Regions from separate parts of the Homo sapiens genome. Here region 2 is linked to region 1. A link is a loop called in an ENCODE intact Hi-C map of the cell type or tissue named here. Cell type or tissue: mammary epithelial cell. All regions are shown on one strand. Each heading gives the region's core, and the rest is flanking DNA. Links, peaks and the distances in the headings are about the cores only. Region 1 has its middle 150 kb from the start of MOCS2-DT. Region 2 overlaps ARL15 (ARF like GTPase 15).

The links. A loop is a pair of places that touch in the nucleus more often than their neighbours do. Peaks named below come from ENCODE experiments on the same cell type or tissue, not always from the same donor. Only the 100,000 strongest peaks of a DNase experiment are listed, where the experiment ranks them.
Region 2: it touches region 1 in a loop (7-fold over the local background); 1 of 110 quality-filtered maps calls a loop at or near these places.

The regions. Positions count from the first base shown.
Region 1 is chr5:53,259,912-53,264,311 of GRCh38, forward strand. No RefSeq gene overlaps it. Among named protein-coding and RNA genes, the nearest start is that of MOCS2-DT, 150 kb to the left of the region's middle. In mammary epithelial cell, for the core only: a CTCF peak has its summit at 2,654; a DNase peak (open chromatin) is centred at 2,670; H3K27ac peaks cover 1,209 bases.
Region 2 is chr5:53,989,993-53,994,392 of GRCh38, forward strand. The region is part of intron 4 of ARL15 (ARF like GTPase 15); the gene reads right to left. Among named protein-coding and RNA genes, the nearest start is that of MIR581, 41 kb to the left of the region's middle. In mammary epithelial cell, for the core only: a CTCF peak has its summit at 2,173 (motif pointing left); no DNase peak of the experiment used is centred there.

The DNA of each region.
Region 1 (4,400 bases), core at 265-4,264:
CGGGCCCTCATCCCTGTGGAGTCTGAATCCCTAGTGACTATGTCCTTATCAGGCTGGGCTTACTATGGTTGCATTTACACCTAAAAGTGGACATGGGAAAACCAAAAGATGTCAAGATGGATCAACTTAACGACAAAAATATTCTCCACTCCTCTATTATATAGCAGCAACCAAACCTGTTGATGACTGGGGTAAATTACCCTCTAATAGGTAACTATTTTCTTAGCATGCTGGTCTACTACCATGAGGAGCCCCAAAATGACCACACAACAAGTGTTTATTCAGATTCTTAATGTGTCTTTGAGGGGAAGAGTCCCTCCCACTCCAGGAACCAGGACCTCCACAACAACAAAGCTTATGGTTGCAGGAATGAGAAGCACAAAGTTTCCAAGTGGTCAATGGGAATGATGTTAAGTAGAGCCACTTCTACTTACACCCTTTGGGTCCCTGAATTTTATATTCTACCTATTAGGGACAGAACAGCCAAGGACCTTTGGTTTAATGTACATACCACATATTGCAGGATAGCACCCCATCCTTGCAGAGTGTCATCTCCAAGTTGGTACCTCAGCTGAGAAGAGGTGATCCCACTGGTTTTGGGATGATGTCATGTGTGTTAGAAATAGTGGATCCCATGGTCATGTGGTCACCATCCCACTTCTGCCACTAAAACTGGTTCCTTTGTTCAAGGAAGTATCATGTGAGATCCCATGTTAGTACATGAGATACTTCATGAACCTTTGAATCATGATGCTGACCAAAGCATAAAAGGTCACCCCTCACTGGAATACAAGACAATCTTGTCAGAATGAATCACTGTTCCTTTAGGGCAGAAGAGGATCCAAAGTAAAAACTTGCCCCCAAGTAGTTGCTTGGCCTCCTTGAGAAATGATGTCTTAGTAGGGAATCGCCATTGGTCTTGGTGGCAATAGGCTGGATATTAGTAACAGAAGTAATTTGATCAGCCTTCATGAGAGAGAGAGAACCTCAGCCTCACTCTCTGCCACTAGGTCCACTCCATTCAAAAGCCCATTGCACAATCCCTGAGATGGCTGAGAACAGAGGCAAACTGATCTCTATCTTGCCCACTTTTCATTTTTTTTTTAGCACCTCTTCTGTACAAAGTTACTTACATTTTGTTACACTAAGTTACTCATACTTTGTGCTTACTTCTATAGGTCAAACCCCATGCCTCTTCCTCAGACATCCTTATTGTTGACCTTCCAGTCTGGTTCCTTCCAAGCTCCTCACCAACCAACTAAACCATTTACCACTGTCCATGAGTTTATGTATATTCAACCAGCTAAGCCATTCACCATTGCCTACGGGTCTAGAGATATCTTAATCCTAGTCCACGTCCCATTCCAACAAAGGAACTAAAACAGATCACTCACTGAAGAGCTGCCCATTTGAAGAGTTATCTCTCACCACTGTCACTTTCTATGTGACTGTAGTAGAGCGGCAGTGCGTTATTAGCTTATACCCACATACCAACATGACTGATTCATGAACCCAGCTCAGGCTCTTGCCTCTTCCATTGGCCACTGAAAAGAAAGCCCCAGAGACCATAGCTGTGAGCTGAGAAAGAGGCAATGGTGAAACACTAGCATGTGACATGGAAATAAGTGCCATGCAGCCTACTTTCACTCTCTGAACTATCTCAAGCCCCATCCTGGATCTACTACTGGCATTTTATCTGAGCCCAAACTTATTACTTGGTAGGCTGACAGTATCCAACTTATAATGGAAAGACATGGCTGAATGAGCACTTGTTAACACATCAATAGATGCTCATCTTCTACCAGGGTCTAATAGCATGCCAGGATGTTTTTCAAATGGTGTGTAATACTCTGTGGCAGATGGCATAAACTTGCTCCAGAATCCTATGCTACAATTCTCTTATTGTGGCTCTCCAGAGGCTCCACGCAGTGTTTTATCTTTCTATATTTTTATTTTTATTTTCAGTCAGCTTTCTCAGGTTGAACAGGCATTACTTTTCTACTAGATATACCTGTACTACCATAGGATCTGCCCAAGAGGCAGCACTGGTTGCTCCACAGCCCAGAATTGCTTCAGAGTCCTTTCTTGCTCTAAGATCCACTCAGAACTAGCAGTGTTTCACTTTGTAATAAATGGGTCACAGAAGTATTCCCAAGTACAGAATATGTTGCCTTTATAACCCAAAGAGGCCTACCAAGGAATGTGCTTCTTTCTTAGTGTTAGGAAGTATAAGGCACAACAATCTGTTCTTCACATTGAATGAAGATATTCCAGCATGCCTTATAACACTGGAACACATAAAAAGGTCACTAATGTGACTGGCCCTTGAACTCTTTTAGAACTTATCTATTTCCCTCAGGAGCACAGGTGTCTTACCAGGGCTTACATTTACCACTTCTTGCATATAAGGTCTAACGAACAAGATATCAATAAAAGGGATCAGTAGTGCAATGTTCTACAGAAAGTCAAGATGATTCACCTATCTTCAGTTTATAATGTGACGGATAGGAGAATAAACATAGCCCTTGGGTAAGACTGTAGATAGGTACAGTTGTCTATCTCATGTGAGTGTGAATTGTTACTGATCATCATTTCTGATGACTATTGAAAAGAATGAATTTGTCAGCTTCATCCCTTCATGCTACACAAGGAGGCGGTGTTGCTCTGCTCTCGTGAAGATACCACATTTGACACAACAACTGCAATTAGCTTTCTTTAGCCCAATATCATCCTGCCATAGCCATCAGTTTTTTTTTTTTCAGGAACAGGACTAGTGAATTAATTGGGGATATGATGAAGATGACCACCCTCTGCATTCCTTAAATTTTTAATCTTCCAACTTCTTCAAAAGTGATGTTTTCACTTACGTTTTTGTTCAAGGTGGAAGCCATTTCAGGTGCTCCTACCTGGCTTCTCTGACTACAGTAATTTTTATTTAAAGGTCAAGGAGCTAATGTGAAACTTCTGCTTACTACCAAGTATGTTCATTCAGTTTATGTGTTCAAAAACAAAGGAAATGTCCAGCAGGTAAGCCTTTAACCCCAATAAACACATTGAAATAGACATAGTCCAAGACTTCATCTTTTTACCTGGCCCTCATAAGCCTCTAGTCAAACAGAGGATGATTGAGGGACTTTTGTTCCCTTGGTATGAGGATCAGCTCAGACCCTGATCCATCAGTCTTTAAACTGTTAAGGCGTGTCCCTCTCCAAAGGGCCTAGTTTCCCCCAGAGGGAAGGACTGAATATATCCCTACTGTATGGCTTCTGGGGTTGCTGAGTGTTTTTTGTAGATATCTGGCCACTCTTTCAGCTGACAGGTTCTATGTCTAAGCATTGCTTCACTATACATACTTGACAAGAAAGTGTGGCTTTCCATTGTGGTAGCTGCCCTCTGCTTTCTACTCACACATTTATGAACTATTTTGATTGTGCACATATATTAAGCAACACCATTGTTGGCTGCCCATCTATCTTGCCCTTAGGAACATTTCTTGGCTTCCATTCCAAGCTTCTGCTCATTATGATACTTACAGTTGCCTTGCCTCTCTCAGTGAAGTGCAGCTACCTGGCCATTTCTGGATCCTAACTCGCATGTCTGTAACAGCATCTCCTATTGAGGCCCAGTGTAGAGGACAGCCACCTCTAAGCTTCTCAAAGATACTAGTTCTTCTTCACTACCACATTTCTTATTGCTTTGATAAGTAGATTCTTCCCCTAGACCTCTCAAGGAATATACTCAAATGGTGGCTTTTCCAGCCTTATTTAGTAGCCCAACTTAGCATGGCCACTTCCCAAAATTTTTAATACCTTTCTTCACAGTCTGCCACAGAAGTTTTGGCATCTCTACTTCATTTAATGTTCTACATTAAATGAAGTGTTTGGAAAACTCTGGCTCTCAAGTCAGATCCAGCCGGTTTCCTTTTTTGGTAAGGAAAGTTTTATTGAAACACTCAATTTACTGGCAACACCCATTTGTCTACATATTGGCCATATGACCTTCAAAGCCTAAAATATTTGTTACCTAACCCATTACAGAGAAAGTTTGCTGACATTTGATGGAGGGCATTACTTTTCCCAATCTTCTAACCACCACCCTGGTATAGCATTAAAACTGCCCCTTGGCCCTTTACCAAAGTGTCAAATCCTGGGTCACAGAATGGTGCCCCCATTTCAACACTCTATTCCTTCTCCAGTCTTATATTACTCCCTCATTCAGCTGGCTTCTTCAGGATTCCCAGGCATTATGTCCTTGTTCCTGTCAGTACGTGTTAACTAGGTCCAGCCACTGTTTTGGTATTTAATACTGCTTCTCCTTTAGCAGTCTAGCACTTTCTAGTATAATTTTGCTGAAATTTGGCCCAAGTTATGGGCCTGATGAGCAAAAGGAGAAGTAGGAAC
Region 2 (4,400 bases), core at 118-4,117, 730 kb after region 1:
GGAGGCTGAGGCGAGAGGATCACTTGAGTCTGGGAGTTCAAAACCAGCCTGGGAAATGCAGTGAAACCCATTGAAAAATTTAAAAATTTGCTGGGCATGGTGGCACACGCCTGTGGTCCCAGCTACTTGAGAGGCTGAGGCAGCAGGATCGCTCAAGCCCAGGTCGTCTATAGTGAGCTAGGATCACTATAGTGAGCCAGGCTGCACTCCAGCCTGGGCAGCAGGGCCAGGCCCTGTCTCTAAAAAAAAAATAGTTAAAAAAAAACACATCATATTGCTACAAAGACAATATGTAAAACCCACTGCAATTGTTACATAAAAGAATGCTCCTAGAGTAGATTTTGTGCAGATGATAAGCCAGGTAAAATCTGGAAATACAATTTCTTCTTTTTAGTTCAGGGAAAGCCAGGTTCCTCAGTATAAGTAAATCTTAAATAAGTTTTTAAAAATACCAAATCAATTTAAAGTGCTAACAGCCTTACCAGGATGTAAATTCTTAAACAATTAGCTTCATTCCCAACAGGATCAAACACAAGCACACAGCCAAGACAGTTTAGCTCCTAAGCTTGGTGCGTTCAAAGAGAATCTTGACTTGAGCTGAGTGTGATCTCCAGATGCAATACAACCCTTCTACACACAGATCCATGGGAAAGCATTTTCTGGAAACAGATGCACCTTGTTTAAAACCAAAGTTGTGTTTCTGAAGAAAGCTGGGTACAAATAGAATTTTTAAAAATTGAATCATATTTTAAATGCCCTGGGGATGCTCATATCACAGGGAACCCTCTTATGAATGATTCTGCAAGAGAAGAATTATTTTATGAATTGAAAAAGCACCTCTAATTTATTTGCTGCACTGATTTTTTGAATTTTGTTTTCAAAATTCAAAAAAATTTTGAAATTATGTGCTAATTATGTGCTTGCCTTTTGTGGCTTATTCCGAATATCTTAACAAAGAAACACTATTTTTTTTTCTCTTTGAATGTTTGATTTTGAAATATTTGCTTTTAATATAGTCTTTTCATATAGTCTAATTCCTCTCACTCCCTACCCCCACCCCATGGGTATAATTCCATTTTTGAAGTGGAAGCCAATGAGATAACTGAATTGAATGTACTGGAACTTATTTTATGGTCAAATTTTAGGAACGCATCTGTTATACTTGGTAGGGAATATAGATTCTATTAGATCTAAACAGAATGAAAGGGAGCCGGGGCATGGTGTCTCTATTTGCTGTTGAACAGCTGATATAAAAGGAATTGAAGCAGGCCATGTACGGTGGCTCACGCCTGTAATCCCAGCACTTTGGGAGGCCGAGGCAGGCAGATCACCTGAGGTAAGGAGTTCGAGACCAGCCTGACCAATATGATGAAACTCCATCTCTACTAAAAATACAAAAATTAGCCAGGTGTGGTTGCATGCGCCTGTAATCCCAGCTACTCAGGAGGCTAAGATAGGAGAATCGCTTGAACCTGGGAGGCGGAGGTTGCAGTGAGCTGAGATTGCGCCATTGCACTCTAGCCTGGGCAATAAGCTCGAAACTCCATCTCAAAAAAAAAAAAAAAAAAAGGGGGGGCGGGGGGCAATTGAAGCAATGAGTGTAAACACCTTGGCTCTGTAGCTGACCCTATCAGGTGGGGAAGAACAGAGCAAGATCAGAAGTATGCTTCTATTCACAAAATCTTCTATAGACATGTTTGATTCAACTCCAAGACACCAAGTTAACTTTCAGCAGAGGTTCCCAAATTTTCTTGATTCATGAATCTCCCACGTAGTGGGAGAGTGATTAATCTCCCACTATGGTGGTGTCTTTAGGCCAAAAGAAATACCTAACAGTTAACTTATTAAGTACCTACGTTCAAACAACTACTAAGGAGCTGTCCTAATAACTTGGTAGCAGTTTGAAAAAAATAATACTTATAAATTGAAAGAAAAAAGGTATATTTTTATTTCATTCTTAACCACAACTACTCACTAAAGTATGCGTACACCTTTCGGGTATGCACAACTTCTCAAATCTTGGAATCATATTGGATAGAGTTGCCTTCATTTCCCATACCAAATTGTTGCCATGCAGTACTTGCTTTGTATCAAGTTAACCTCCAAAAACCCAACCTTAGAAAGATATGACATCGTCAAAAGGAATGTAGCGCCATCTAATGTTGAAGCTGTGAACTACCTCAATCTAGTAATGCACTGGGTACTTGACAGATACCAAACATTGCTGTGTTTTCCTCTAAAATTTAAAACATCCCCTATGAGTTGACTGTGGTACCCTTGGGTGCCCTGGTATACAGTTTGGGAACTACAAGTTTAAATAAAGACAAGTAGACTTTCCATTTTCCTGAATGACTGAACAATGTCATAACACTTCAATACCTGCTCAGTATACATATAACACACACAGAGGAAATCTATACTTGCTTCTACACACATCTTATACCTAGTTAAAAGCACTGTCATTCCAGGTTAGGTTACAATTTTAAAGGCAATACTTTTATGGCAGTACCTACCCAAATGCATTTTTAAACTGTATTCCATTAAATTTCACCTTTGCTTTCACAATTTTGTATCTGGCATGTGATTCCATTTAGGTTATACTAGGAAAAAACATTTTTATTTTCTCAAATAACTAACGTTTTGTGTTGTAATAAAACCTAATGTCTAGTACCAACAATGTCATGGACTCTACCATGTTAGATGCCCATCCATCTCAAATGTGTAAGATATCACATATTTAGGCACAATGGCTGTACAGTATTGGTACATTGCATGAAAAGGTCACAGGCCAGCCACAGTGGCTCACGCCTGTAATCTCAGCACTTTGGGAGGCCGAGGTGGGTCGGGAGTTTGAGACCAGCCAGACCAACATGGAGAAACCCTGTCTCTACTAAAAATATAAAATTAGCTGGGCGTAGTGGCGCATGCCTGTAATCCCAGCTACTCAGGAGGCTGAGGCAGAAGAATCGCTTGAACCCGGGAGGTGGAAGTTGCTGTGAGCCAAGATGGCGCCATTGCACTCTGGCCCGGGCAACAAGAGTAAAACTCCTTCTCAAAAAAAAAAAGAAGTTAAAAAATGTGGCCATTTCTTTGTGGAAAAAAAGATATTAAAAGCACTAATTTAGGATGATGTTAAGTAGAAATGTGTCATTTCACCTGATACACATTTTCGTCTAGGAAACACAGTGCAGATTGTTAATGATAGAATAATCCCACTCCTAGTCGTTAGCCTTGGAACCAAACTGTTAACTCTCTTCTTTCCTTTGAGCATAGCCTATTTATTTCTATTTGCTGTTGAGGATAAACCACTGATTGAGTCATAGAATGCAGTTTTGGGCTGGGCATGGTAGCTCGTGCCTGTAATCCTAGCCTTTGTGAGGCTGAGGCAGGAAGATCCCTTGGGCCCAGGGTTCAAGACCAGCCTGGGCAACATAGGAGACCCTGTCTCTAAAAAATAAAGAAGGAATGATGAAGATAATGATGATGATGACAGTTTTGCAATCATCTCACAATTTCCTTTTCTATCTTTGAAATCAAACTCTGTCCTTACATTGCCTATTTCAACTTTCTGCACCTTTTACCTTGCCTATTTCAGCTTTCTGCATGTTTACCTCATATTGCTTTTGCCCTGGGGTTCTCCTCCCTCCTTAGAGTTTTATCTGTCTGTGCACTTTCTTTCCTCTCTCTGCTACTTTGCAAAAGCCTCCCACACAATTCTAGGTAATAGCAATTTAACAACATGCCCTCAGGTGGAATAATCAGCCATCATGATTAGTTAGAGTCAGGTCCTGGCTGAATCTGGGATTAGGGATGGGTGTCTCCTCAGGACCAAGGCAGTCTAGTCTCAGAAGAATAGAATTAAAGGGAAAATTCCAGTTTCATTAAGTGTGGCATTTTTTAATCAGCAAGTCACAGAACCTTATTACCAACATGTATTAAAATGAACTCCATTTTAATGGCAGTGTGTCCATTGTCAAGATATTTGTGGTTCACTATGGCAAGTAAGTTCATGCGTCCTAACCCAATCCAGTGGGGGTAAATGAATGAGCTGAAAGAGACTGGAATAACCACGTTGATAAGGATATCACAATGTAATTACTGAAAAGATGCCACTTTGGGACCCTTGCTCTTTTCTTTAACAGATTGGTATTTTGTTACTTTTAAACATTCCGTCATATAGTATTCCACCTGAAGAATATTTTAGCTCATATAATGACATTTAAGAAAAATATAGCAAAAAACCTAGAAGCCTTCTCCAGTGCCAAACTCATTTAGAAAGTTTAGCTTCTGACTAATGCAATGATGCAATGTAATACTACCAAATTCTTTCATCATATTTAGGAGTAAGTGATTACTTGTGGAAACTGTAATGTTTCCTAACAAACCGAGTGTTTCAGGGA